Regions from separate parts of the Homo sapiens genome. Here all the other regions are linked to region 1. Evidence: chromatin loops called from intact Hi-C (ENCODE). Cell type or tissue: dorsolateral prefrontal cortex. All regions are shown on one strand. Links, peaks and the distances in the headings refer to the core of each region. The heading gives the core; the rest is flanking DNA. Region 1 has its middle 180 kb from the start of DMAC1. Region 2 has its middle 380 kb from the start of DMAC1. Region 3 overlaps LOC105375971 (a long non-coding RNA gene). Region 4 has its middle 44 kb from the start of DMAC1.

Region 1 (7,672 bases), core at 1,509-6,508:
AGCTTTAGGCTGACTGGGAGTGAATTCTTGTTTTGGAGTCCACGTATCTTCCTACCAACATCACATTCTCTTGAGGAATGCTAAGAAACAATGTGGATTTTAGAGATTTTTCACATTGCCTTTTTATTTTCTTAAAGATCATGTTTGATTTCATTTTTCTTTCATTTTGCAAAATTTTTTTTAATTTTCTGCATTTGAATTCTCTGGAATTAATGAAAACTTCACCCCCCTACTGCCTCCCCACCACCCCCTCGCACACACACACACTCTGTATTGTTGGGTTTGCTATGACAATAGAGAAGAAGGTAAGATCTCCTCCAGCCAGTAAGCTGAGAGGCTGGCAATTGTTACCAAAATCAGAAAATATTTCTAGCTAGGTATATGTCTCCATGAAAATCTCTCTGTTTGTATTGCCCCTCTCATGGTCGCTCCTAACATGATCCCTTTATCTGTGTACATAAGAATTATTTTTAGATGGATCTCCTTCTGTTTACACAGTATCCTTTGCTGTCTACCTTCTTTATCTAGCTAATAGCAGATGTTTACCTACTTGCAAGGAATATTTCTCTAAGGAAATATTAGGGATGGGAAAAGAATCCCTGTCTCTTTAGCCCTGAATACTCAGGACTTTTTCTTTTTTTGATATGTACCATGGCATATACATTTTAATTAATCCCAAACTGCATTCGAAGAGGGGTTTACATGTCACCAATTATTTTGAATGAGGGTTTTTCTCTCCCATTTGAATGTTAAATCATCATCTGTGTTTCAACATCTGTGGAAAATGCAGCTATAATTATTGTAAATAATATATTTTCCTAAGTATGAATTTGAAATGTGGTCAGTTTTGTTGACTGTTTTCTTTGCTTTCCTTTTTTCTCCAGCAGCTCAAAAACATCAATTGTCTTACTGTGGGTGTTTTCTGAAGTACAGTCACAAAGAAAGATTGTGAAAATGACAATGTTGTGCTTTATATTTTTTATCTTGTGTTGACTTCCATATCAAAACTGCTAAGTTGGGAAGACAAAGGATGCCTCCCAACTGCAGGCAACACAAAGCTCTTTTGTATTCTGACTCTTCTCTTCCTCTTACATCAACATCAATAAGTATTTTGTGGGAGAGACTGAAATGTCAGTCTTTCCGGGGAGCAATCAAGTCCAGTTTATTCTTTGCTCCGTAATTAAAGCCTGTTTCTGTGAGAAAAGTAAACCAATACCCCAGCAGCCGAAGATAAACTACGGTGCTATTTTTAATCTACAGCGAACCTTTCAACAGTATGAACCCTTTGAGACTTGCTACAGTTTTGCATTCTTGAGCCAATAGAAAAAGATTCAGGGAAGACAATAGTGGGTAGTCTAAAGGTATTAAAATTGTGTGTCTTATTTTAAACACTTGTGTTGAAACAAATAGCATTACAAAGGAGCTGGAAGAAAGTGGAGGATTTAATGAATGTGCTGCAATCCTTTAAAATGCGGATGCAGTTCTTCTTTCTTTCCCCAAGGAAGTGCCAAGCCCAATCCCAATGCCTGACTTTGCTACAGATTTGAAAATATAAAAAATGAATTATTAGGCAGAAAGGGAGAAGAGCTTAGCATTGGTTATTAATTGGCACTTCTCTTCAAGTCCCACTGTAAGGGGTCCCCTAGAGCTAGCTCCCTCCTCAGCTCCCATCTGACTGCCATGCTGTGCTGCTGGGCCACCCTTGTCCTCAGAACCTCTTCCCCTGCGTCTCAGCCTCCTCTTCCTGTTTTTGTCCCCTAGCTCCTTTCTCGAGAAAAGAGAACAATCGCAACACCACAATAATCTCATCAATTCAGAAAAGCAAACTTTCAGTTTCCAATACCAGGTAGGGTAAGAGATTCCTCCATTCAAGCCCTCTCTTCTATTATTTGATTATTCGTATAACACAAGGTACACTAAAAAGATTTCCTAAACCAAATACGGGCTTTTCCCAAAGATAATGTTGAGTCAAACCTATAAAGTTTTTAAACAATAGTATTTTGAACAGGTAATTCCTTTATCCTCAGGTTTTGGGTCCCCAAAAGTACCTTCTCATTATAAGTTGCTCTGCTCTTACACAGAAAATGTATTTATACTATGTGAAGATTTGTAAAGGATTTCCCAGGAGAAACACCACCCACAGCCCTTGTTTAATGTATCAATCCTCTTTTCCAGCACTATCCGATCAGTATAGAATGCAAGCCAGAAATGTGACCCACGAATAAAATTTAAAATTTTCTCCTGGCCACATTAAAAAAAGTAAAAGGAAAGAAGTGAAATTGATTTTAATATTTTTATTTAATCTAATATAGACTCCAAATTATCATTTTAACATGTACTAAATATTAAAACACTATTCATGATATTTTTTTCTTTTTTATATAGAAGCTTTGAAATGCATGCATATTGTGCACTTACAGCATATCTCAATTCTTTTTTTTTTGATACAGAGTCTCGCTCTGTCACCCCAGGCTGGAGTGCAGTGGTGCCATCTCTGCTCACTGCAAGCTCCACATCCGGGAATCACGCCATTCTCCTGCCTCAGCCTCCTGAGTAGCTGGGACTACAGGCGCCCACCACCACACCTGGCTAATTTTTGGTTTTCTTTTTTTTTGTATTTTTAGTACAGATGGGGTTTCACCATGTTAGCCAGGATGGTCTCGATCTCCTGACCTCGTGATCCGCCCACCTCGGCCTCCCAAAGTGCTGGGATTACAGGCTTGAGCCACCGCGCCCGGTCACAGCACATTTCATTTCTGATCAGCTACATTTCAGTTGCTCAATAGCCACGCAAGGTGGCTGCTGCACTGAACAGCACAGCTCTACACTTAATGACATGTCAGTATTTCCTTCATACCAATTGAGAGACTGAATACTCAGATGGACAATGCCAGGCCATATATGACAATAAACTCCAATCCACATAAGAAGCCCAGCAAGCTAAACCCACACCCTCCACAGCAACTGGTCCAGAAAGGTCAAGACTTGGTCAATAACTGACAGTTTCTATCTCTCTGTCTCCAACTCCCTCCTTCCAACTCAGGCCCAATCAGAGGAAGTCCGGTACGCTCCCTAATCAATCACATGAGATGTCCTTATTCTAGTTAGTGTCTTGGCTTCACATGTTAACAAACTCCAATCAGAGTGCACCTGGGGCCTTCCCTTTACTATACAGCTTTCCCACTCCCCTGCCTGCCTGTCAATCTTTTGTCAAACACAAATGCTGGCAGCTGACAGCATGCTGTAGCAAGCTCTAAATAAATAGCCTTTGCTTGCTATCATTTGGGTGGTCTCAGGCTATTTCCACAGGACTGGAGCATCATTCAATTATGTGGACTTTCTCCCTTAAATTTGAGAACCCAGGTCTTTGCTATTAATGCTGTGATGAACATATACATGCATGTATCTTTATAGGAGGAGAGTGTATATTCCTTTGAGTAGATACCCAGTAATGGGGTTGCTGAGTCAAATGGTAGCTCTGTTTTAAGTTCTTCGTGAAAACACCAAACTACTTTCCCCAATGGCTAACCTAATTTACATTCCCAACAGCAGCATCTAAACATTCCCCTTTTTCCCCACAACCTCGCCAGCATCTGTTATTTTCTGACTTTTTAATAACAGCCATTCTGGCTGGTGTGAGATAGTATCTCACTGCTGTTTTGATTTGCATTTCTCTAATGATTAATAATGTGAGCTCCATGCAGAGGGTGCTCTTCACCAAGGCAGTGTGGGAGTAGAGCAGCTGCATTTTCCTGGAAGCACACACACTGAGGCTTTTTCAATAAATCACTTTCAGGTAGGGGCAGACAGATGTTCATCAAGATGAAGGCAGAATGTGGCATGCTGCTAGTAGGGACCTGAGAAAATGGCCCTTCCTCACCTCTGCTCAGAGGACAAATGCTTTCCAACATGGAGAGAAAAACAGAGTTTGATATTCCTGGTTTTTCACAATCCACTTCCCAGTCTGTCACCTGGGCCTGAAGAGACATTTTAAAGCCCTCTGATCACACTGGCTGGTGGCTGAGGTTTTTAGGAGGAGCAGGCCACATGTCTGCCCACCACGTGGGATTAGCACTTCATTTTTGGCTAAAACTAAAGTGGGGAGAAAGCCCAAAGAAAGGCCACTTCTGTGGCTGAACAAACAGTGGAGTAATATGTATAAATGTTACAAAGAAAATCTGCAGAATGTTTGCAAGCCCAACAGTGTAAATGTTATTTTTAAGACTCAAAAGAAATTTAATCAAGGCAAATAGAAAAAGATGTTTTTCAGAATTAAGTAAAAATGTGTCCATTTCTTGCTAAAAATTTTTGAGAAAATTTTTCCCAAATAATGACTCTCGGCTTAGAATTCTGACCCGTTAAAACTGATTTAAAATTACAATGAAGAGGCCAAGACAGAAGCCTTTGAGTACTAAAGTTGCCATTCAGTGGAAAGACTTGTTTAGAAAAAAGTAAAATGAAATCCATTTTCATAGCTAAGCTAAGAAAATCATGAGGCTTTCTAGAAAAAGCACATCTGATTATTTGCAAGGCATTTAGGATCTGAGTGTTCAGGGTTCCCTGTTGCTGTATTTTCCACATTATAGCCACACGTTGGCATAGGGAACCTTGGGGATTTGAAAGAGCCTAAATCCGTTTCCACAGTTCATCACCCCCCACTCCTGCAATAACTAGTTATCTGGCATTCTCCCACCCAATCTGTTTCAAAATTTTATATGAAATGCACTATTTCTCAGATTCTATTAAAAAAAATTCCCTCTGACTATAGCTCTGCTTTGAGATATTATTACACAGTGAGACTGTGCCATTCCTGCCTTCTAACAGATTTACAATGCAAATATCATCCAAAGAGGAAAATTACATCACCTTACTATGAAGATGAGCTTTAGTTCATCAATCACTGATTGAGAAACTTAGCCAAATATGAATATAAATGTCCTATCTCTGTTGGACAGGACACAGAGCAGTGGTTTTGATTTGGTCATAACTTCCATTGCCCGTAAGCCTTGATGTCTGCTATCTTGCCTGTGCAGCAACGGTCTTATCTAGGATGTGAATTTCATTGGAAAGCAGGCTGTCTTCCAAAGTGAAGGGGTGAGAAAGAAAAACCAGACTCAGAGGACTAACGGCATTTTCATTCGTGAACAGTTCAGATTAACTCATAAACAACAGAAACATTTTCACAGCCAGACAATGGCACTCTGTCCGCTGTCAATATTTCTCATGTTTTGGAAGAAGCCTGACCAACCAGGATGACCTCTTGCCATAGCAGTGTGGCTATTCAGGCTAGTTCCAGGACGCAGTGCTTGTCCCAATGTAATTACATATGCTGCTTGACATTAGGGAGCCACTGGAGAAGTTTATTAAAAGTAATTTCCGGCTGGCCACAGTGGCTCACACCTGTAACCCCAGCACTTTGGGAGGCCGAGGCAGGAGGATCATGAGGTCAGGAGTTTGAGACCAGCCTGGCCAACATAGTGAAACCCCATCTCTACTAAAAAAATACAAAAAAAATTAGCTGGGCATGGTGGCAGACACCTGTAATCCCAGCTACTTGGGAGGCTGAGGCAGGAGAATCACTTGAACCCAGGAAACCGAGGTTGCAGTGAGCCGAGATCACGCCATTGCACTCTAGCCTGGGCGACAGTGTGAGACTCCATCTCAAAAAAAAAAAAAAAAAGAAAAGTAATTTCCACCTTTTTCTGTTTTAGACTTTCGGTGTCTGTTGTTGATATTTATTGAGATAGAAACACCATTTGCCTGGCATAGTGGCTTATGCATGTGATCCTGGCAATTTGGGAGGCTGAGGCAGGAGGATCACCTGAGGTCAGGAGTTCGAGAACAGCCTGGCCAACATGGTGACACCCCATCTCTACTAAAAATACAGAAATTAGCTGGACGTAGTGGCCTGTGCCTGTAATCCCAGCTACTCAGGAGGCTAAGGCAAGAGAATCACTTGAACCAGGGAGGCAGGTTGCAGTGAGCCAAGATCACGCCACTGCACTCCTGCCTGGGCAACAGAGGGGGACTCAGTCTCAAAAAAAAAGAAGGAAAAAGAGAAAAAAAAAGAAGCACTGTCACAAAGTAACAAAGAGATAAGAGATTAAGGGAAGTCCTTCCCTACTTCCATATATACACATAATGGAAGAGGTCCTAGCTGTGCCTTCTCCCATGTGGCCCTGTAGTGAGGAGCCATAGGCAAACTTCCCTATCTCTCCCCTCACTCCTTGCCATTGCCCATTGCCTCCTTTCTAACCAGAATCATCCATGGAAGGTGGACAGTCTAAGTGCCTCCAGAACCATATAGTGTGATTTGAAAGCTTCCAGAGATTAAGGCTATTATGGTGTCCATTTGGTGTCATATTTAGGTGTTCCATTACCATTGCTGATGACCTCAGTGGCATTCAATCAGCCATTGGTGATGTGTCACTCTAGACTTCAGGGATTTGTCTTCAAATGTCTTGCATGGTAAGTCCTCTGATAACATACCCATCTTTCCTACTAGATTATAAGTAGCTAAGTATGTGTGTATATATTCTTAGCTGGTCTTTTATTCTGAGTCATTTTTATGTATTGACTCAAATTAATTCTCACTAATTATTACCTATTTGTAATAAGTACTATGGCTATTTCATTTTACAGATGAAGAAACTGAGGCACAGAGTGATTAAGAAAGTTGCCCAAGATTTCACAGCCAGTAGGTGGCCAAGCCAAATTTCAAACCCAGCAGTTTGGCCCCAGATTTGAAGCTCTTCACCACTCATATACAATATTGCTTCCTGAGAGAAGCATTTTCCTACGTTTTCCTTATCTGTTTGTTTCTAGCATCTAGTACAAGTCCTGGAATGTAAGAACCTTAAATAAATGCTTGTCGAATGGGGGATGACTTGAAGGCAGAGTCTGTATGCAATATTCATCACGCGGGGTATAGATGCTCAGCTGACATGATCCTTGAGGTGTACTAAGTGAGACATCCTCTCACAGGCTGATCCTGGCATCGTCTCTTTTATTCCAATCTGGGCTCCTCTTTCTTAGCAGTCTAGTCCTTCCTGAGATTATCAATAAAGCAAAGGTGATAACAGCATTGCGATCCTATCTCTACCTTCTAATCTTTTCCTCACTCATACTAACTTATCTCTTCCAGTCCCTCTTTCTGTTTCAAAATGAAATGTGAAACCTCTATGTATTAAACAATGAAACAAGAAAAACCCACAATCAGCTCTCCATACTAAATTATACAGCAAAGGGGCTGATTTAGGAAAGTCTTCCTTGAGTAGGTTAGTTTAACTTTACTCTGATCCAATCTTCAGGAATGTCATTGGCTAAAGAAGTCATTTTAGTCATGGTGCAATCTTATTCCAGACCTAATCCCCACCCAGTGGGATAAGTCAGTTCCTTTTGCCTCATAACATTCTTACTTCATCAAACTAAAATATTTTCTATCCACTTTCGTATACTTATTTTGGAAAGCAATTGAAGCAGAATAGGCACATACCTTCTATATGTTCCTGAAACATGATTGAGTGCTAACAGTTTCAACATTGGGAAGGCAATGTTCCACTTCCTGGAGTGGATACTCAGATTGTCTAGAGGTCAAGCACTGTTTCCTAATCAGGAGACTGTTATGGAAGGAGGGTGGGGGGCATTAACTGAGCCTTGGGCTTCCTCACAG
Region 2 (7,672 bases), core at 1,092-6,091, 200 kb before region 1:
ACTTAAATGTATTAGGACTAAATTCTGGAGCGGAGTGATGTGAAAATCTTACGGTGAGTAGAACAGGGTAGATATCCAAGAATAATTATTGATACTGTTATCATAGGTATGAGTGAGGATTTATTCGGTAGATAAACAAGAGCAAATGGACACCGAGACAAGTAAACCTCAAAAGATATTTTAAGACCAGCTAAATGTCAAATTTTCTGTGACTTCAAAGAATAAATGTAATCCTAGATCAGTTCACTAGGAAATGCACATTTTAGTTTGTGTACAACAGCTCTTGAATAATTTCATAACCCTGATTAGAGGAAGTCTATCTACATGGTAGCTAAAATTCATTGATTATTGACTACACTGGCTATATAGACCAAGGGACTTACTTGATTGAACTTTAGAATTGGAATTGTTATATAACTCTCCTATAATTGAGCTTGTAGAAATAACTGGTCCTTGGTTTAAGAAAATTCAAAGGGTATATTTGCTAATCTTTGGTCTGTAATAATATGGTGGGTAAACATTTGAATAAAACTAGCGGCTACCTAGTTGTAGTTTGAGAAAACTGAAGAGGAGTAGATTATTGAGTAACTAAATCAACATAAATCAGCAATTAAAAAAAAAAAGATGATGTCCCAACCAATTTCTGGACTTCTGCCTGCAAATTGGCTCCTCTGCACACAATCTAGAATGTATCCAAACCTCCAAAATGCTTAACTGAAAAGATAAGGGATCTGGATTAGAAAATAGCTGACCTGTGCTGAAAACCAGATGCCTGCAACTCAGCTGCAATTTCTGGGATAAATAAATAATGGACAAAAACAACGTTTTAGAAACTCTGGTGTCAGTGAGCTAATGGACAGCTCCAGACAAAGACTGGAGAAGAAAAGCATTGTTATTTGAGGATGGTAATAGAAGTAATTATCTTTGTGCCAGAAAAAAATAGCACATAAAGGCTATGATGAGTCTATACAATCAGTCAACAAAAGACATTTTCTAGAATTATTTGACCTAATTACAACAGAGAATTTGCTCGCTGTTTTTGTAAATATCTTAGGGATGTAGCACTCACCACACAATGATCTGATATCATTAATAGGTTGTGCAGTGTAAATCCCAGAGCCAAAAACAGCCTAGGGACTCTGGACAAAGAACAAACAAAGCACTGGGAATGAAATGAGCAAATCAGGCACACGGAATTATAACACATTGGAGGGAATAGAAATAAAAAGAAAATCTGAGGCTCTGACTTTGCAAAACTAAAATACAATAAAACAAATGCAGAACCAAAGGTGAGTAATGAGTGAAAGGACCTTCTAACTCTAAATTCAGTTTAGATCATCAGCTTCGTCATTCAATTATCTCTGGTTTATTTAGCATCTATGCAGATACAAAAAGAAAAAAAGGATAGAAGCATCTTGATAAAAAGTAATTAGCAAGAGATATTATTACTGATCCTACAGCGTTATTTTAAATTAATCAACAGTCTTTTTAAGAGTCTAGATATTTGGGAGTACATAACTACTTTTAAGATATGACTTATGGCAAGGACAACTATTCCAAACATATTTTAATCCATGTGCTTACCAGAATCTTCTGGTAAGCACTCCCTTATTCTGGCAATCATAAATGTCTGTTTTCTCTGATACTGTTCTTGGGTTGCTGAGTGTTACCTGATAAAATCATATTACCATTTAAGTCAATTTTCCCCCAAAATTTGTAATTTTGATATTTAACCTGTTCTTTAGTGATGTTTAACAATTATTTACATACTTCTCTTTTCCAATCCCAACCTTTTACTGCTTAAATTTTACTACCCTCCATAAGGTCTGTTTTATTGATCATTTTCTGTATTTTCACCCTTCTGCATGATGAATTAGCCTCTTACTTCCCAGGCATAAACCCCCCCTAATACTCCTTTATATGCCTTTTATCCATAGCCATAGTTTTCCTTGTTGTTTGTCCTCCTTTCTATTTTAGAAGAGGTAGGAGAGCGGTGGAAATCCTTTTTGCTGTCCAAGTTTTATCCCTCAATTATGCTCTGGAATATAATATTCTCTTTAGTCTCCATGAAACATTACTCGGCGAACTATCCTTTATTTATTTTTTCTTTTTCCCTACCTTATCCTTCCTCTTTTTCTTATGCTCAAATGTCCTCTTTGTAAAACCATGAGATTTTTCCTCCATAGCAAGCCACCATCCTCTTTCTTTTCTCCTCTTCATAGCTAGATTTTGTCTTTATCTAAAGTAGGATTTCTCAGTCTTGGCACTATTGACATTTTGGGCCAGATAATGTTCTGCTGTGGGAGCTGTCTTATGTCTTGTATAATGTTTAGCAGCATGTGTAGTCTCTGCCTACTAGATGTTAGTAGCACTTCCCCAGTTGTGACAATCCAAAATGCCTCTAGATATTGCCAAATGTTCCCCGGAGGGCAAAACCATTCCTGGTTGAGAACCACCGTCTCCATTTGTTTACATCCCAATTGCTATTCAGTTCAGTGCAATACAACTGCTCTGGACAACTCTGTGCAAACTGCTTAATTACAGAGCACTAATATTCTAATGGCTAAATCCAGTGGTCTAGTTTCAGTCTCGCCTTTTTGACAATTAACTTTGTCAGTGGTTTCCTCTCTTTGAAATCCCATTCTTCAATGGCTTACAAGGACTGCTCTTCAAGTCCTTCTTTAGTCTCTTTTGCTGATTCTTCTTCTTCTACCCTATACCTAAACCCCACATGCTTATGCTTATCTCTCCTTAAGGCCTATGTCTACCTTCATGACTCTAACTAATCAACTACAAATAGGCCAGTGACTCCACAAACTTAACTCCACCCGAGACTGCTTTTCTGAATTCCAGACACACGTTTATAACTATGAAGAAACTTGTTTCTAGTTGATATCTCAAATGTACTTCAAAACTCAACATGTCCAACTGGAGCTCTCATATACATATTCTAAAAATCAAACAGTTTCATGTTCACTATCTCTGCTTACTAAAACAGCATCCATCAGTCAGCAGTCAGCTAAGCTAACACTTTATAGTCAGTATAAACTCCTCCTAATTCTGAATTTCTAGATTTGTCAGTCACCAAGTCCCTTGAACACTAGCTCTAAAATCTCAGCTGTTCTTTCCATTTCATTTTTGTGGACATTGCCCCAGTTCAAACAATATTCCACTTTTACCTAGACTCATGCCTGTAAAGTTTCTCATTCAACCTATTCGTTGTCCGTTATTTTTCTAAACTACATATCTGGTTTGCCCACATCCATGCTCATAATGCTTTTGGTGGTTCTCATTGTTTAAAACTGTGTTTCCCAAACTATGATACTAATAACTTTTGGTGACGCAGAATATGATTTTGGTGATGTGTACTTTTTTTAATTTAAAAAGTTTTGCATATAATTTATATTAGGAAAAAATATAGCTAGCACATCAAATCTTTGATTTCACAGACATATTGCTGAGAATGAGCAATATGTTATTGCTCAAGTATAAACAGTCCAATTAAAAGTACTCTAAGAAAAAATATCAAGTACGTAAATAATAGTTTATAATGGTGACAAAATTTGTGTCAGTGGTATATAGATGTTTGAAGTTTGGTAGCTGTCAGCCTTCTAGATAAAATCTAAAGTCCTTAGTAGGTCATAAAGTTGTTCTCATAATCTCATCAAACCTCTACATAGTAACTTATCCCATAGTTCCCCAATAACCACTTGATATTCAAGCCAGCCAAGAAGTTCTTTTGTTACTGAACATGGTATGTAACTTCCTGACTTTCTGTCTTTGTTCTTACTGTTTTCTCTGCCTGGAATGGTACTGTGGCACTTCCAGTGGATTGCTTCTCTCCATGTCTGTTCCAAAATTTTTCCAATGTGGCTTCTTGTGTGGCTAGTCTAGAGGATTTCCCAGACTCCCTTGCACGTGAAGGTCTGGATCTGTCTGGCTCAAGACCGGCTAATCAGAAACACATGGCTGAGATTTATTAGTCAGAAAACGATTCTTATAAGGCTGATCTTCTGTTGCTTCTGCCCTTTCTGTAGCAAGTACAGCCATGGAGATGTTTGGTTTTCTAAGGAAGCAGGATACAGGATAGCCCAGGAGTTGACCCGCAAGGCAGAATTCAGGCATTTGTGGGAGATTTATTGTAGCAGATTATAGCAGAGGTGGACTGGTCCCAGAGGCAAGAGATGGTGGGGGATTTCACTCTTTGGCTTCTGGATCAGCTTTTAGATTCTTAATGGTGACAGAGATATTTGCTATTCTGTTGGCCAGTTCCATAGTATTATTCCGGAAGCTGATTCTGGAAATTCAGCCTTAAGCCTATTCCTTTAAGCTCTCCAAGGTTTCTGTGAACACCTAATTCCTTATGTTGAATGGATTCCTGCTTAAACTAGCTAGAGAACTTTGATCATCTGATGCTGAATGCTGACTAAAAAAGGTTTTTGCTTCTACTCTTTCCAATTTGATTTTTATTCCACTTTTTTGCACTTTTAATAATGAATGTCTTATTACTTTGATAAATAACAAATTTTTTGCATGTGTTATTTGTAAATATTCACACATATATATTGGGTAAATATAAATATGTATGTATATATGATGTATACATCAGCATATTCAGAAACAAAATAAATGTTCTTGCAGAAGAACCCAAAAATTTTCACAGTAAAAAAGGCCAAATGCCTGTGTTTCTCCCACCATGTCCTGCACCAAAATTGCAACTTGATTTTTCTTTTTTCTTTTCTTCTTCTTCTTCTTTTTTTTTGATCTCTGCTGCAACCCTATAACAGAGTTCTAGTTATTTAAAATCCATAATTCATTTAGTCAGTGGCAGGTCTGTTATCTCCAATATACTACCAAAATGTTGATGAGAATTTTCACCCTTTCAAAATAAATAAGTTGCCTAAGAATCTAAAACCCCAGATGACAGTCCCTGTCCCCCTCCCAAATTAAAGAGGAGCCCTTATTGCCACAGTGTGATGATATTTGCATCCAGAGTGAGCAGAGACTGAATTTCTATCTTTCTTGGCACATTGTGCTACTTATTTCAAAGTCTTTAAAGGGAGATGTTCTTATTTATTTATGTTAGGTTTTCAGCACAGTTCCACCAGGCACTGCCTGTTTGAGTTCTTCCTGTTTCTTGATGTTCTAATTCACTGCGAGCAGAGATGCGTTTCTAGCAGCATGCAGGTTGAAAGGCTGACATCAGCGTGGATGCTGCTACTAATCAGGCTCCCTGGTTTGGTCCAGCATTTTAATTTATTTAATTTATTTATGTATATGTTTGTTTATGTTTTCCCCTGCTTAAAAGTCAACTATGGCCGTGTCTATCTATCTCCACAACTTAATAAATAAAGACACAAGGAACAAATGCCTCTCTGTACACATACAGTAGACAACTCTTTTGACTGCATTCCCCCCTGCCCAGAGTCTTCTTTATTGTTTGGGATTCATTTAGGCATCTTATTACTCTAAGGCAAATAAACTATAATATTAGTAGCTAACATTAATTGAATATTTAATAAGTTCTAAATGAATTACATGCAAAAATCATTTAATTCTCACAAAAGTCCTATGAGTTAGATCCTAATTTCACAGTTGAAGAAACTGAGACTTAAGAAAGCTAAATAAAGTTTCAAATGAATATAAAAGAATCCCAGGTGCATATCTATGAAAGACATTGCTATTTCTTGGGCTACATCACTCTGGGGGTAAACTAGTCCCCTCACAGCCTCAGAAAAACAATTTATCTCTAATTTTGATGATATTCTTGGAATTGCAGGCACTTCAGACTCAAGCGAAGCACTAACCACCAGTTCTCCTGTGCTCATTGTCCTCTGGGATACCAGATGGTCTTTCCATTTCATTTCTCTCTTGCTTCTCTGCCTAAAATGCTTGCTGTTATTTCTTTCTAGCCTCTGTTGCAGAGTCTGGGTACTCTGTCTAGGAGTATCTCTGCTGGCAGTAGTCTGTGTTAGAACTTGAGAACTGAGAAGTAAAATCCCTGAGTAGTACCAGTTTAGAACCAGGGGTATAAAGCGAGTACCAGTGGTATCAGAACCAGTGGTATAAAGCGGGTCAAACCCAAATGGAAAATCTAGTGGATGACTAAAAGATGGAATCCAAACTGATGTATGATTGGTAGGATCAAAACTAGCAAAAAAAAAAAAAAATTAGCTGGAGGAACTGCAGTGAAAGACCATGGAATCAAAACCAGGTTGTGGAAAAACTCCTCTATCTCTAATGCCCTATGCAAGTGCTCATTTCCCAGCCAGAAGAACCTCAGTGTCAACTCAAATGATGTCCACAGACAACCAGTTTAAAACAGAAAAAAGCTGCTTATGCTTCTCTTTTTGATGGAGTGGTGCCTGATACATAGTAGACCTCAATAAATACTGTTTGGGAAAAAGTGCATGCATCCTGGGATGGAAATGCTTATTGATTAAAATCAAAGGTTGTTAAGTCAGACCAACGCTGTGGATTGCCCAAAACAGGCTCCCTTGATTTTCAACCATACTGAGTTTTGAGTTGTTTCTTCTGTCTTTTGGACACTTGATTGCTATTTATGGCTGGCTAGAAAAGATTTATTGGTTTAGAAGGAGAAGATATGCACACCTCCACACACACAAACACGTAGGGCTTCCCCAGACGTCAAATAACTCTAATGAAGGTTTGATGAGTTAAGGGTAAGTGAATCAGAAATTTATTGATTCAATTTCCTCTGTAATACACAAGGGTTTAAAGATTCAGAGAAGAGCTCAATTTGAAGATATCGGGTTTAAAATATCAAAAGCAAAACTTTGCCAAACCATAGTAGAATGATTTTCTCCCAGGCTAAGCTGAGAATGTCTATAAAATGCATGGACAATACATTTATTTTAAGTCTGGTTTAATAGAAAAATGGTTGAACCTGGGTTACTAACCCTGGGCTTCAGTACCTGCTTTCATAAAATGAATGATAAAAGTAATAATAGCTAATATTTATTCAGGACATAGTATGGGTCTGGCACTATTCTAAGTGCTTTACATAGATTTCCGCATTGAATTATCACAACAGTCCTATGGAGTAGGTACTACTATTATCAACATTTTATAGATTAGACTGAGGCACCCGGAGATAAAGGAATTTGTCTCAGGTCAAACAGCTGGTAACTGAAAAACCTAAGATTCAAACCCAAGCAGTCTAACTGTAGATCCATGTACTTTTAGTTCTTTGATCTGGATGTCCTCCTCTACAGTCTTTTCCAGTCTTATATCCTTTGACCAGTTGTCTGTTATCTTCCATGGTACTGTTAGAGGCATTGGAATACTGACACTATGTCTCTACCCTTGGAAGACTCAGAAGAGGGAAACAAGGCACTTAACTTCAACAGCTTTGATTCATATTCAGAAAGCCAAAATGAAGGATCCAGGGATTCATACATGGGACACATGCCATTTTTCAAACTGAGTCTGGGAAATCTGAACTGAAATATGAATGATAACTTCCAGGTCCTGCCAGAACCCCACGGTTACAGCATGGCCTACTGATGTATACTGCTAGTTTCTCAAAATGGTTCAAAGTAAAGGTTTAATGCCGCTTTAACTTGCCTTGTCTGGGATGATGTGATACCCCTTATTCAAAATGCTTTGACCTCTGTAGAGTACCAATCATTTCCAGTGACTGCAACTTTGA
Region 3 (7,672 bases), core at 1,840-6,839, 71 kb after region 1:
CACAACACGGATATTAAATGGTGACCTGCCTCCATACACATATGTTTGCATGTTGGAGTGTGTTATGACCTCTGCATAGATCTGAATACATCTACTGTTTCCTCAGTAGTTCATGCTTATGGAATTCTTATGGGACCTGTGGAGACAAACACAAATCAGAAAGGAATGTGGGAGCTCACTGTTTTGAAATTAAGCACCAAAAATACTCCATCAGGTGCCTTGCGTAAAATATTTGTATGTCTTATCAATGTCACCTTCAGTGTTATAGCCGGAGTATTTCTTAATTACATTATCTGATTTTCACTGTAGCCCTGGGAAGTGGGTCATTGCCCCCATTTGGCAGATAATGACACAGATACAGGAAAGGTGACATGCCCAAAGCATCAGTGCTAGATAGTGACTGAGCTAGAGCTGACACTCAGGCACCTGAATCTGTCACCAGAACCTGCACCCTGTAGACACAGTTATACCCTCTTTGAAGCTAAGCTGAAGTGAATAAGACCACGTGTTAGAATAGTCACAGTCACCCACTGCTTCTAATCAGATACATTTATGTTTCCTTTCTGGATTCTAAATCACCAGGGAATACTAAAAGTATAGAAATATCTAATATATACTTATAAAACCCTCCATTGGGGGAATCTGAATCCACTTGAGCAGGAATGGGAGACACCTGTGAAGCTATCACATGAGCGCTCTGAGAAGAGTGGATTGGTAGAACTAGTCCAGGCTTTGGAATTCACAAACCTGGGGTTGGATTTTGGGCTTGCTCATTCCTGACTCTGTGGCCTCTGGTAAGTTACCAAACCTCTCTGTTCTGAGTTTATTTTTCTGTGGAGTAAAAACAGTTTTCTCACAGGCTTGTAATGAATATCCAATGAGGTGACTTTTTGCAGTGAGTCAATTTTCACCATGAGGTACTTTTCATAATGCATGGCTCCCAGAAAGCACAGAGTCACAGGACACAAAAAGTAAACTTCAACAGGTAGTCTAGAGCAGGGGTCTCAAATCCCTGGGCCATGGACTGACAGGCGCCCGTGGTCTGTTAGGAACCGGGCCACACAGCAGAAGGTGAGTGGCGGGTAAAGGAGTACTACTGACTGAGCTCTGCCTCCTGTGAGATCAGCTGTGGCAGTAGATTCTCATAGGAGTGTGAACCCTATTGTGAACTGCACATGCGAGGGATCTAAGCTTGTATGCTCCTTATGAGAATGTAATGCCTGATGATCTGAGGTGGGACAGTTTTATCCTAAAACGATCCCCCTCCCACCACCCACCCACAATGTCCATAGAAAAATTGTCTTCCATGAAACTGGTCCCTGGTGCCAAATAGGTTTGAGACTACTGGTCTAGAGATTCCTGATTTCATTTTCACTTCTACATTGAGCCACAGAACTAAGTTATCCCTCTTGGGCCCAGTGTTAATAAATGCAGCTCAGAGAGGAGAGATAATGAATCCCTTCCATCCAAGTGCTTCTTCAACTCTTTGTGGTAATAAGTTTATAAATACTGTTATGAAAAAAATGCACAGAACTTTTCCCACAATGTCTGGGGGGACATGGGCTCCTACAAACCCTCCATGGTTCTTCAAAGGAAGCATAGGGACTCTTGCATGGGAGAAACATTAGTGGTAAAATAGGTCACTCGGCTCTTTCTCTCTTTCATGGAAATATACGCTATCTTTTCTTTTCCTTTTCTTTCTTGTTTTTTTTTTTAATGTTTTAAAGTTTTCCTTTTAGGAAAAACACTTTAACAAGCGCAGGGTGACTTGGCCCACTTTGATCTGTCACACCCTTGGGGGCATCTGCCTTTCCCATCCTGACACAGGGACTCAGCTCACTTGTCTAGTGACTGGGAGAGTATCAGGGCTGTCATCCTCTGCCAAAGCTCCCATAATCTGTTCAGATGCATGGCACGCTTTGATAACTTTTAACCTCTGTTATTTCATGTGTCCCACATAAGCGGTCATTAACTCTCATCACCAGAATGTCAGGAAGAGGGTGGTGCTTGCAGAACCTTCCTTGTAATATTGTGGGATGGGAAGACTGCTGTACAGGAGATCTATTCCACTGGGGAACAATGAGTCAATTTATTTGAAAAATTCTCACAAACAGAATCTGGTATAACTAAATAGCAGTCTGTAACACTAGACAAATGTTCATTTACTTCTGCCTTTGAGGCCAATATTAAAACTAAGAATTTTGTTTCACAACAACATGGGATATTTCACAGTTCTTGATTGTTCTCAGCTTCCCATTTGCCAAGATAGGTCAGAAGAGTCTTTTTTTTAAAACATTTCTCCCTCTGAGTTAAGACTGTAGAAAAGCCCCAGGGGCTTACATGTCCCAAGACATTGGAGAGAGTCCTGGGCCCAAGGCTACCATGGCCACTGCAGAAATCCATGAGTCCATTCAAAAGCAGGCTGGACACAAAATCTACACTAAAGGCTTCTGAGGTCTGGCTGTTTTCTGCTTAAACACTTTACAGTATCTTCAGAAACACAATGCTAGTCTCTTTTTTTTCCCTGCAGTGGACAAGAGGTGTAGGGGGAAGAAGATACTTTTTGGGTCACCAAGTGTGACTACAACAGCAAACAAACAAAACAAAACAACAAGACTCAACGTTACATATGTAGCAGCTTTTCGTATCACCTTATCAGGATGACTATTGACCACCTGGCAAGAGACTATTCCCTTTCTCTTGGGACTCTACGGAAATGTCCTGACCCATTTGAACCACTTCTCAAACTGGGGGGACAAGACACTGACAGAGTCTGTGATTGTCAAGGACCTGAGAAGATACTGTTTTCTGGAGAAATTATAGAAATATCTCCAATCACTTGGTATTTGATAGACTCCATTATTTGAGTTCTATTAATACATTTGTTTGGACTGCAGGAAGAGCTTATTCTTTCCATTCTCACCATGCCCCCATAGCATATTAATATTTATAATAATATTTTAAAGTGTCTTATACCTGTTTGTTTTATTTTTATTTTTTCATGTGGGCCACTAATACATAGAAAATTACTGCTAAATAAATGCTCTTTGGAAACGACAAATCACTAAAGTACTAAAAACAATGTTGTATTGTGGCAGGGATTGCAACTGCTGTGATTATTGCAGTATCTTATATTATACCTAATCCTTCTGTTAAGTTTCCATTTGACAGCTGAGCAAAAGAGGAAAGAATGAGTGATAGATATTGGATCTTCAGCAGAAACTGCACAATCTTGAGAATTGAAGGTTAGAAGCCAACAGACCTTGGTCCTAATGAAAGTGTCCTTGACAATGGCCCCATATCTCAGTTTCTCCACCCTGAGAAGATTAATGGCATAGCAGCTCTGACATGTTATGAGGGCAAGTTTGAAATATCTGTGGTTCTCCTTTCCTTAATACTTCTCTCATTTCCTTCCAGTTTCCATTGAGTGACAACCAAGGAAGGACCCTAAGAGACAGGGAGGACAGGGGTTGGGGTGGAGGTGACATTGCTTTTCCTTCTTTCATACTCTGATTTCTGCTTTACCCTTTCATTATCTTCTTTTCTCTGGTATTGCTCTCTTCTTTGTGCACCCCGTATGTCTCACAAGTACTTTCTCATGTTACCGGTATCACGCACAAACATTCTTATGTGGCCTCTTCCTCTACTCTACTGGAATACTTCTAACCATCATTTTATTTTATTTTCATACAAGAGGGCTTGGAATGTGGTGGTTTAAATAAGAATGAGAGGCTAGTACCGGAATTTACTGAGTGACTAGTTAAGTGTGTGTATTTATTTCCTAGGGAATGCCACAAACCAGAGGCTTAAAACAACAGACATTTATTCTCTCACAGATCTGGAGAGCAGAGTCCGAAATCAAAGTGTTGGCAGCACGGCACTTCCTCTGGAGGCTCTAGAGGAAAAGCCTTCCTTGTTTCTTCCAGCTTCATGTGGTTGTCAGCATTTCCTGCAGCTGCATCAATCCAGTCTCCCTAATCTCTCCAATCTCTGCCTCTGTCTTCACATGACCTTCTCCTCTACTCTCTGTGTCCATGTGTCAACAAGAACACTTGTCACTGGATGTATGGCCCACCCAGATAGATCAGGATAATCTCATTTTGAGATTCTTCCATCTGCAAGACCTTATTTTCCAAATAAGGTCACATTTCCAGGTTCTGACATGTGGACAAGTGTTTGTGTGGGGCTACTACTCCCAACCCAAAGCAATGTGTATTTACAATTCACAAAATCTGTTAGGTAGGCAATAGAAACTCCAGTTTACAGATGAGAAAACTAAGGTCCAGGATGGTTAAGTAACTTGGTAGGAAGTAGTGAAACCCAGAATTCAAGTTTAGGTCAATGTGACATCAAAGTTTACTAAACTATATCTAAAAAATATACCAGTTCTCTCACCATTAATCTTCTTTGTGGAATCCAAAGGTAGACACAAAACTACCCCGAAAAAAGGGAGATGTTAATATATCTAGTAAATACAAAGTATTCTCTAACTTAATACATTTTCTTTCACTTTCTGCTACAATGGACTTTCCAGATATAGCTTCATATATTAAAAAGAAAAAGCCAAAATCTTAATTTACCAAAAAGTCTCTATTAAAAGTAAAAATGGCATGAAAGTAGGTATTAAATTTCTGACATAGGATCGGGAGAAAAAAAGGTAACTGTGACTCTTCGTTATTGTACATTAAAAACACTGACGTCCATGACCTCAGATGTATTCTCTGCTGAATGGAATTTGGAAATCAAAGGACTTCAGCCAACCGGCTCAATTTTTCTGTATTAAAGGAGGACACACTGGCAGTTTTTCAGCAAACAATCCAATATTTCCACTGACCTTCTGAACATTTCCACATGGATATCCTGACATCACTTCAAATTCAACTCCAGCATCGTTTTTCTTCCAACATTGCTATTTCTACCTCTTTCTGTTCCTGTCATCATGTTCCCATTTACCAAGTTAAAAATTCTTTGCCTCATGGGATTTTGTTGCTCATTTCTACCTGCATTTCTTTATTCCCCAAATGTTTTGAATATTTCTTCTGGGCCAAACACCATGCTGGGCACTGGAGATAAAAATCTCCAAAAACACAGACATAATAGTGCCCTTCTGGGAGTTGATAGTCTAGAAAGGAAAACTGACACTGAGCACACAATGACAAATTTGAATCTTGATATAAAAGGGAAAGCAAAGGTTGCAAATAGGAGAACGTTGTTGGAGAATCAAATTCATTTCTTTCTCCTCTGCCCTGCTCTTTTTTAAGTCCTTATCATACCTGACCTTTTTTTTTTTAAACTAAGGATCATCCCAAAACCTCTATTCTATTCATGTGTAAATTTATTTGGCTATGGATTCTATTCTTTTTAAAAAAAATTATTTCCACAGGTTTATGGGGAACAGGTGGTTCTTGGTTACATGAGTAAGTTCTTTAGTGGTGATTTGTGAGATTTTGGCGCACTCATCATTCAAGCAGTATACACTGAGCCCAATTTGTAGTCTTTTATCCGTCACCCCCTTCCCACCCTTTCCCCAAGAGTCCCCAAAGTCCATTGTATCATTATTATGCTTTTGCATCCTCATAGTTTAGCTTCTACTTATGAGTGAGAACATACAATGTTTGGTTTTCCATTCCTGAGTTACTTCACTTAGAATAATACTGACTTCCCGAGGTAAGCGCTCTGTCTTTAGTCCAACCTCCTGTGATCCATCCTCCAGGCTACTCTGTCCTGAAACTTCCCATGCTTCCCCTAATCATATGTTACTCTCCTCTGACAAGCTTTCAATGACACCCTTTTGCTTACAGACTCTAATCTTTTATGTGGCATTTAAGACTTTTCTTTATGTGAACTCAATCCCTTTCAATCCTGAATAGAGATTTTAAGGAAGTTGGGGAAGAGGCTTAGAGTTCTCCCTTATATTGGGGGCTTGGTATTTCTCTATAGCAAGCCCTATTAGCCCCACGAAACTTTTGCAACAGTCAACCTGCCCACTCATTAATCTAGCCTAAGATATCTGACTCATCCCAAATCCTGAACATTTATTCAAATTATTGTCCCAAGTATGCCCCCTTTCCTCTTCCCTATCTCTCAAAATGCTATCCCTGCTTCAAAGACCATTACTCTAAAACCTCCCTGACCCCAAGGTCTTTATCTCTTTTCCCTGAAATCAACACATTCACTGTCACACCTTTGGGTAAGGGAGTTCAGCTGGCTTCTAGGATGTTATTCTACTGTGTATGCAACTATGCCATATCTCCCCAGTGAGAATGTGGGCTTCTGAAGAAGGACTAGTACGGTAGCCAGTGTTTCTTTGCCACCTGCACCTTCCAATGAGTAAGCAGCCAATATTTTATATAATCATAGAGCTTTAGAGCTTTAGAGCTGGGGCCTGAGCATAACGAAGCCAGCAAAGTAAAGGATATGCAGCTGGTTAGTGGTATGAGTCAGACCAGAATCTCTTGCTAATGGACAATGCTCTTTTTGACTAATGAATGAATGAATGCAACAAATAAATGAATACAATGAGAAAAAAAGTTTTATTCTTACTGAGCTACTTCAGGCAGTGTTAAGCCTTTTCTAAACCATTGTATTGCTCTACAGATGTTGTGGTTTCTACAGGCACATGGCAATAACCATAGGTATTCAATTTGAGTTCTGTTACCCATCTTGACATCACTGCTGCAGCTGTTGACTCCTCCCACCCACCGCCTACCTCCCATTCACACTCTGATTTATTCTTGGCTGTAAGTAGGGAACTTGAATTCAAAGCTGTCAGTTCAATTTTCCATGCCTGAGATTTGTGGTGTAGAAACATGGGGAGACACAAACCCACACTCTATCTATGTGTGAGGTAGGATATTGTGTGAGATAACAAAGGCAGTCGGAAGATGATCGCCTGATATCTCTTGCCTTTGAGACAGCTAGGGTTGGTTGCAATATTTTACTGGACTTATGAGCTGTCAGTCAGGAACACAGAGGTGGGACAGGGGCACCCCAGGAAATCAAAGCAAATTCAATTATTATCTATCTGCTGACAATGGCAAAACCATTTCATTCCTCAGCTCTTCACAGAATGGGTTGGGGGAATGAAGGCTGTGGAGAAATTAAAAGCGTGAACATTTTTAATGAGTGCAATTATTGAATCATCAGTCACACAGTCCATCTGTTTCAGAGCATTCCATTGACTGGTGAAATTCTAAAATACTGCATTGCATTTTCACATTCATGTAATCACATAAATGTTTTTTAAGGAACAGCTAATGATATTCATATATCCTGCTTATCCCTTCTATAACTCAGCATTCTCCTTTTGTCTGTTTCATTTTATTAGTCACTAATTTCACATTCTGACATCAACTTGGTGGGAATTTGTTGGCAACTGCATGAGTAAGAGGCTGCCCAGTGACATTAAATAGTGTGTTATGGAATATTCATTTGTAGAAATAAACTAATGCAAAATTTATCTCAAAGGTCCTGTTTAGCCTGGAGTTTTGAGAGCAAAATGAACTTGGTTTCAGGGCAAAGAGAGAGAACTCATTTTTAAAGTCTTTTTCCAGAGATGACTAAGCTACTGAGGAGAGAGGTGAAGTAATGACAGTGTGTCAGTGAGAAAACTGGGTTTGCTGGGGATGGCTCAGATGCCTTTGCAAATTAGAGCTTTGGGAGAGGAAGGATG
Region 4 (7,672 bases), core at 1,084-6,083, 140 kb after region 1:
ACATGTGATAAAACATAGACATTAGCCACTCTGCTTAGCACCCAATATCAAACGGGCAAGGCTTAAATCTGCCCTCAGATGGGCCCCTTCATCTTTATTCCAACCTCCAACTAGGAGTTTCAACACGTGGTCTCTGGGCAAGATGGTCACCCTGAGTAATAGAAAAGATGAGAAAGGGAAAGGAGAGAGAGAAAGCATTGCCTATGGCCGGGTGGGGAAGGCGAAATGACCAGGGAGGCCACAGAAAGACTCACCCATTGCAGCGACACTGAAAAGTTCAAGCGGCTGCTTCTCGGTAGCAAAGGGATCTTTTCCAGCAGTCTCATCAGCTCTCATTTCCATTTTAGGGAGGAAAAAGCTCCCCATGTCCCGTGATCCTATACACGCCTAATCCTATCACCCATAGCGGTTAGCAAAGGGCGCAAGGCAGATTATTCCAAAGAGAATAAGCAGTTGACATCCTGTAGGGCCAAACCTGTTCTTAGCTGAAAGGGACTTTACTGAGAGCCCTCATTTTTAAATGTACTTCAATGCATTGTTGTTCATTCAGAACATTCCACTGTAAGTTATCTTTAGTAAGATTTTATAAGATTCTGTAAGACTTCGCTGCCTCCCAGGCCTAAAGTATAAGCCAGAAGGAGCTCAGTTTTCTAGAAATTAAGGATCCCATTTTTTACCTAAAATATTGGCTTTACTCTCAGGTTCTCTTGATTAACTTAGCCAATGATTTTTTTCCTACCTAAGCGGGCAAGAAAAATGAAACAAAAGGGTAGAACACAAAAATCCCTGTGCATTTTATAACCCCTGCAATATTACTGCTTTCCACCAGTTCCTTTCTGGCCCAGTCAGATGTAAGAGGCCTCTAACTGGATCCGAGCCAGTTAATTCCTGGATCAAATCCCTTCCCAGACCCAGTGCAGTTTCTATCGTGACTCCAAACCCAGTTTGGATCAGAAATTTGCTCAAAGAAACTTGGGGAGCTCAAAACACAAATCCATGGAGCTCCAAAATCCAAGGGGGAGCTTACCCACAAGTCCCAGCTGCTCTGAGAGATCAATGGACATAAGTGAGTCCTGCAGGTACGTTGCGTGTTCACTCAGTGCTCCTGGGTGACGCTGGAAGCTCCACTTCGGATCTCGCTTCTGACACCATCTGATAAAAGAAAAACTTCAGCTGAATTAAATTTAAAGGAGTTTAATTGAGCAACGAACAATTCGTGATTCGGGAAGCCCTCAGAATCAGAGCAAATTCACAGAGACTCCAGGAGTGCCTCGTGGTCAGGACAAATTTATAGACAAAAAGGAGGTAAAGTGACATACAGGGATCAAAAGTGAGGTAGAGAAACAGTGAAATTGGTTACAGCTCGTCGTTTGCCTTATTTGAATGTATTTTGAACACTCAGCAGTCTATGAGTGGTTGAAGTATGGCTGCTGGGATTGGCCAACACTCAGCTATTGTTACAGGTGCATACTATTGAGTTAGGTTTTCAATTTTATCTGACTCTTAAGCTAGGTTACAGTTCATCCACAAGGCCTCAGATATAGAAGTACAGAGTCCTTCTCAGGCCATAGTTAGTTTGCTTTAACAACTTACACCAGTCAGGGGCTCTCGGGCCTTTGGCCACAGACTAAAGGCTGCACTATAGGCTTCTCTACTTTCGAGGTTTTGAGGTTTGGGGACTCGAACTGGCTTCCTTGCTCCTCAGCTTGCAGACAGCCTATTGTGGGAATTCACCTTGTGATCGTGTGAATCAATACTCCTTAATAAACTCCCCTTCATATATACATCTATCCTGTTAGTCCTGTCTCTCTGGAGAACCCTGACTAATACAGTACCCAAAAATACATTAAATTTCTCTTCTAAATATTTCAACATTCACGGAAAGAACTGAGAGTAAGCTGATAGTTAAAAAAAAAATGCAAAATTTAGGAAAGTTTAAACATTTAGTAGCTACTTGGCAAAATAGACATATAATAAGAGTAGGTACCGAAAAACCAATGTTGATATCTTATCGTAATATTTGACTTGTTCGTCATAAATATTTAGCCTGTTTAGTCACATTTAATAACCATAAAATGTAATTACACAGTAGTTACTAATGTCATTTTGAGTTTATTTCAAACCACCCAGATTTACTCTACTCTGCATAAATCCTAAATCACAACAGAGCTCTTAGAATAATCAATATTTAATTAAGTTATAATTACTCACAGTAACTGCCTTTGAAATGCAAATTAAATGCCTCTGTGTGACATTTTAAGAGGTTATCACTTTTCTTATTAGGTCACTATATAATAGATTTATTGCCATAATTTATTCTTATTTCTGGTGAGAGTATTTGTATTCTCAGAAGATGTATAAATTTGTAGAACATTAGGAAAAACAAGACACTAACAACTTGTTGTATCATCTTCTAAAACCATAATTTAGAAGACAGATAATTTTTTTTTAAACTTAGCAATTCTGATCTTGCTCACAGGGATATGTGACTGGTTGCTTGCTGCTCAAACTTCCCACAGGCTCAAAGGAATACCCCCTCCATCCCATTTACAACAAACACCCTGGTATGCTGCAAAAAACAGAGTAGTCCAAGTGTGAATAGATTACACTGATCCAGTTCAGTTGCTGCTCTCCACTTGCAGCTTCCACCCCTTTCAGAGCTATAGAAACTTTTTTAGGTCTCAGGGTGCCATTGGGCATAGTTGCTTCAGTGAACTAGATGGTACTCTGCTGATTAGAAAGCATTTATCAAGAGTGCGGAGGTGCAAGACTGACAAGTAAGAGGTAGCTTCAGCTAGTAGAATGGAAATGCCTTCTAATTAGATTGTGAATTTCTGTGAGGGATGGTGATATAGTTCAGATATTTGTCCCCTCCAAATCTCATGTTGAAATGTGATCCTCATTGTTGGAGGTGGGGCCTAGGGGAAGGTGTTTGGGTCATGGGGGTAGATCCCTCATGAATGGTTTGGTGCCCTCCCTGCAGTAATGAGTGAGTTCTGGCTCTATTACATTATAGGAGATCTGGTTGTTAAAAAGAGCCTGGGACCTCCCTCCCACCTCTTCTCTCTCTTACTTGCTGTCTTGCCATGTGACATGCTGGCTCCCCCTTCGCCTTCCACTATGATTGAAAACTTCCAGATGCTGGCACCATGCTTCTTGTACAGCCTACAGAACTGTGAGCTAAATAAACCTCTTTTTAAAATAAATTATTGAATCTCAGGTACTCCTTTATGGCAGGGCAAACTGGACTAATACAGATGGTAATTCGTCTCATATCTCTGGTATCCCCCATGGTGCGTAGATCTGCAGCTGGCCTGCTATAAGCACTCATCTATTGCTTAATTTGCTACGCAATGGGAAATGCAATACCTTTTTACAAGAAGGTCCCTTACATCCAACACAAACGACTTCAACATCAGAGTTAAGCCATACTTAAGGAAGCAAAACTCACGGATGCATTGAAAATCAAGAGATCCCAAGGAAATGCTATAGTTTTCAGTAGGGAGAACCATCTCCCCCAATTCATTAGAAAGTGAATTCCAGTAAGGACAGCAACTGATTATAGGTTCAGGAGAGACTCCGTTTGTGAAGATGCCCTCTGCTGACATAAATGTGCAATGGTATATGACTACTGACACTTTGCTCCAGTGTTACAGACACAAGAGGGAGAGCTGGGGACTGTAGTAACCAGGAAAATGCACACTACATCTATGGGGAACAACTGTTACTAACGCCAGCCAACTGTTTGCATGCCATCTTCTAATTTTGCAAAAAATTATGGAAATCCAGATTTTTATGAAAAATCTGATCATATGGCAACAATTTGAATTTTTAAGAACATTGTATGAGCTAACACTGTACAAGCAATGCAAAATGCAACACTGGATACTATCTGGCTTAGCAACCTCTGTTCTGTCTTGTCTGACACATCCCCTTTACTACATTCCAAGAGCTTCTCAACAGATCTCCAAGCCCCTTACTGCTGCACATCCATTATTTCTTTCTACCACTTCTGGGTCTAATCACATCATTAATTGGTTTAAATTCCTTCAGTATTTCCCTGCCGTTCAAAATAAAGTCAAATTATTTGGTGAACCCCATTAGTTTCCATCTACAGCCTTAACTCTTACAATCCCAAGGACCCTGACCTCCAAACAATTCACAGTTTCCCATGTATGCCATATGTTTTGCACACATATGGGATAGTATGTGCTATTCTATCAGTGAAGTATCTCCCAGCTTTTGTTTTCTTCACCTGGCAAAATTCTACTCAGTTTCTTGCTCCCACCATCCATGACTTCTCCTCCATGAAGATTTCCCTACTTCTTCCCATGGTTTATCCTTTTTCTGTGTTCTATAGCTTCTTTATCATTTACTACATCAAATTGTAAATATGTATTATATTTATGTGTCTCTTCCTATGAGAATGAATTCTTTGAGAGCAAACGATTCTCATCATCTTTGTATTCTCAGTGCCCAACAGGGTATTTATTACTACTTTACGAATAAATAGAGAAATCTAACATTGACACCTTGATATTTCATTGGCAAAGCACAAATCTTGTAAAATATGAACTGTATTTTGGGGGTATGCATTAGAGATGTATGTGTTCATGGGGAAATATCTTACCCATGTTCTCAGCATGGATATGCTGTTCACATGCCAATCTCATCAATAAGCCACAGTGTGTGTGTGTGCGTGTGTGTGTCTGTACTCTCCTGAAAATCAAGGTCAATCCTCCCTCCTATACTAACTTTTGGCAAAAGTACTTTGCCATATTTTGAAAGGAATTATGTAGTGGGTGGTTATTTGTGGTACACAACTACAATATGAGTTGAGTATAGCCACATGTCACTTGAGTTCCATTCTGTCCTAGGTCCATCACCAAGAGTCTAAGACTAACCCAGGCATTGTAGCTTCCATTTCTAGAGCTAATAATAGTCCAATAGATGACAGCACATTTCCCACTAGCAAGGAGGGTCTGAACAATTCTTATTTATAATTTTCAAGCTGCGCTCTTCATGGCCTTTGAATTCTGTGAAGTTTTACAGAGGGATGAGTGGGCAGGGTTTGGGGTATCCCCATCTCCTGTATCAAGTGGAGAAGAACCATGTTTGTTTATTTCACATGTTGAATTTCCCATGAAAGTTTGAATTTTAAAAAAGAGTTTGCTGTTTTTAAAATGTTTGAAAACCAAAAGCCTAGGTTTCACTTAAAATGCCCAAGTGCCTACAAGTGAATAATAGTAATAGCCAACACTTAAGAGATACTTACTATGTGCTAGGCTCTGTTCTAAGAACTTTACTTGTGTTCATTCATTATATTCTCATAGTAACACCACGACATAGGTACAATTATTATTCTCACTTTTCTGATGTGAAAATTGGGGCATGAAGAGGTTAGAAAACTTATTTAAATTTACACACAGTTAGTAGCGGGCAAAATTGAGATTCAAAGTTGGGCATACTAGTTCCAGAATTCATGCTTTAAACCACTCTACTACACTACCTAGAGAGCATCAAAGGTAACCCCCTGCCAGCTTCAGAATAGGTTTGGCTTCTGGAAATCTCTCCAGTAATGTTGCATTACTCTCCTTGATGGACAAGACTTTCAACTAAAAATAAAAACCATATCTTCCCAGAAATTTAAAAAATGCATCATGAGCCATATCCCTCAGATCAAATATCTTGGAATTAACAAGTTTGTATAGAACTTGAATTTATCCCCACACCATTTAGACTTAAAGGTTTACCATAAGATGAGGATAGCATGTTGCCTGTGCTATGCAACAAACTGGCTCTGACCCTTTAAGGGAACCCAAATACTCAAGTGTCACACACTAATCAATGAATAGTGACAAGCTGGAGATACCCTAAGTCACTCATGGCAAGCCCCCTAGATCTTCCTTGCTTATATCTCACCTGCTGCCTCTCAAACCCTGTCTCTACTCTACTGTGAACTCTTGGCTCTAAAATCTCGATTACATTTTGCAACAGGACCTGTGGTTTGATATTGCTTACTGGCTTGCCAGAAGCTGATGGGCTCAGATTTGGCTTGCTTCTCTGGCTCTTTTCAGCCAAGGACTGTCTCATGTTGGAATCCAGCTTTAGTCTCTGTCCTTTGGAATACAATTATTAACACCAGGCAGCATGCTGATCTAGGATGCTCAGGCCCCTCTCCTCTAGGGCTGCATTCAGATGTTGCTCTCCTTATTTTAGGCCAAATGGTAGCTTACTCCAGCTCACATGCTGGAGCTCTCAGCATTTGCCATAATCACAGCTGGGCCATTTATAACAGGATGGAGCATGTGAGTAATGACAAAGTAAAACTGAACGAGTCTTTTCGAAACCTAAAAAAAATGAGTAAGAAGGTTGTAAAGAAAACCAAGGAAGGTTATTGGATTGCCCCATGCCCAACCTAAAACAACCATACAGAGGTTTTGAATAGGGGTTTCAAAACCATAGAGCAGAGAGAATTAAAAACCCAAAATACATGGTATGTTGTGGGAAAGCCCCTTAATGTTGCAGAGTGAGGAACTGGAGAGACTCCTCCCTCAGATATTAATACAGTTAGATCATGCCTAATTGGTATTATGTTATCTCAGGAATTACATGCACTCAACTGAGAAAAACATTACTCCTAAGTTGTCAGGCTTTTAACATTTTTAATACAGTAGTAACTGGTATCCTTGATGAATGTATATAAAGAATAATATAATATCAGAGTCTTACTTGTACATCATTTTTCCCAATAGTCAATGAGTTAGAACATGCTGTCTACAAGGCCAGGCGCGGTGGCTGATATCTGTAATCCCAGCACTTTGGGAAGCTGAGGTGGGCGGATCACCTGAGGTTGGGAGTTCAAGACCACCCTGACCAACATGGAGAAAGCCCATCTCTACTAAAAATACAAAATTAGGTGGGTGTGGTGGTGCATGCCTGTAATCCCAGCTACTCAGGAAGCTGAGGCAGGAGAATTGCTTGAAGCCGGGAGGTGGAGGTTGCAGTGAGCTGGGATTGCACCATTGAACTCCAGTCTGGGCAACAAGAGTGAAACCATCTCAAAAAAAACAAAAAAACAAAAAAACACCATGCTGTCTACAATGTTCTTTCCAGTAATAGTAATTCATATTTTTCTTCTTCCAATAGTACTTTAGGTAACCTCAGAAATTTTATTTGAATTAAATTTTTAAAAATTCAAATATCTACGATTCACCTGGCTACTACTAATCCTCAACTCTTCTGCCAGAAGAAAGGAAGAATGATAGAAAATGGCCTGGCTGGATCTTATTGAATATGCAATTCCAAGAATTTGTAACTCTATTTCCTAGCCCTAAAAGTTACTGGACTTGATGAACCGCTATACTTCAGAGGCAGTGAAAGATAAATTGGGGTTAAGGTGTGTAGAAATTACACTCCATTACAATAAGAGAGAGCTGGAGTGGCTTATGCTTTGAGCTAACCTATGCTGATTTTAGTCCAAGTGTAATATTGACAAAATCAGTATGCTTGGCAGTTATGCATTAAAGGCAACATCTGAGTGGCATTTGCAAAAAATGATGAGCTGAATAGCTTGCTCCTTGCTGGGCTATAGGGTTTATTTTGCTTTATTGGTCTGTAATATTTAGAACATGTGACTGCTGAAAGACCCAGGTTACACTCATAATTAGAA

The links. Hi-C counts contacts between places; a loop is a spot of excess contacts. Peaks named below come from ENCODE experiments on the same cell type or tissue, not always from the same donor. Only the 100,000 strongest peaks of a DNase experiment are listed, where the experiment ranks them.
Region 2: it touches region 1 in a loop (4-fold over the local background); 3 of 110 quality-filtered maps call a loop at or near these places.
Region 3: a loop joins it to region 1, with 5 times the contacts of the local background. A loop is called at or near these places in 4 of 110 quality-filtered maps.
Region 4: a loop joins it to region 1, with 9 times the contacts of the local background. A loop is called at or near these places in 8 of 110 quality-filtered maps.

The regions. Positions count from the first base shown.
Region 1 is chr9:7,977,162-7,984,833 of GRCh38, reverse strand. No RefSeq gene overlaps it. Among named protein-coding and RNA genes, the nearest start is that of DMAC1, 180 kb to the right of the region's middle. In dorsolateral prefrontal cortex, for the core only: a CTCF peak has its summit at 3,723; no DNase peak of the experiment used is centred there; H3K4me3 peaks cover 295 bases; H3K27ac peaks cover 2,748 bases.
Region 2 is chr9:8,172,952-8,180,623 of GRCh38, reverse strand. No RefSeq gene overlaps it. Among named protein-coding and RNA genes, the nearest start is that of DMAC1, 380 kb to the right of the region's middle. In dorsolateral prefrontal cortex, for the core only: no CTCF peak of the experiment used is centred there; no DNase peak of the experiment used is centred there; H3K4me3 peaks cover 293 bases; H3K27ac peaks cover 1,522 bases.
Region 3 is chr9:7,906,876-7,914,547 of GRCh38, reverse strand. It overlaps LOC105375971 (a long non-coding RNA gene), which reads left to right. Exons shown (of 5, transcript XR_929463.3): 5 at 1-4. Among named protein-coding and RNA genes, the nearest start is that of DMAC1, 110 kb to the right of the region's middle. In dorsolateral prefrontal cortex, for the core only: no CTCF peak of the experiment used is centred there; DNase peaks (open chromatin) are centred at 3,879 and 6,693; H3K27ac peaks cover 4,555 bases.
Region 4 is chr9:7,840,416-7,848,087 of GRCh38, reverse strand. No RefSeq gene overlaps it. Among named protein-coding and RNA genes, the nearest start is that of DMAC1, 44 kb to the right of the region's middle. In dorsolateral prefrontal cortex, for the core only: a CTCF peak has its summit at 3,616; no DNase peak of the experiment used is centred there.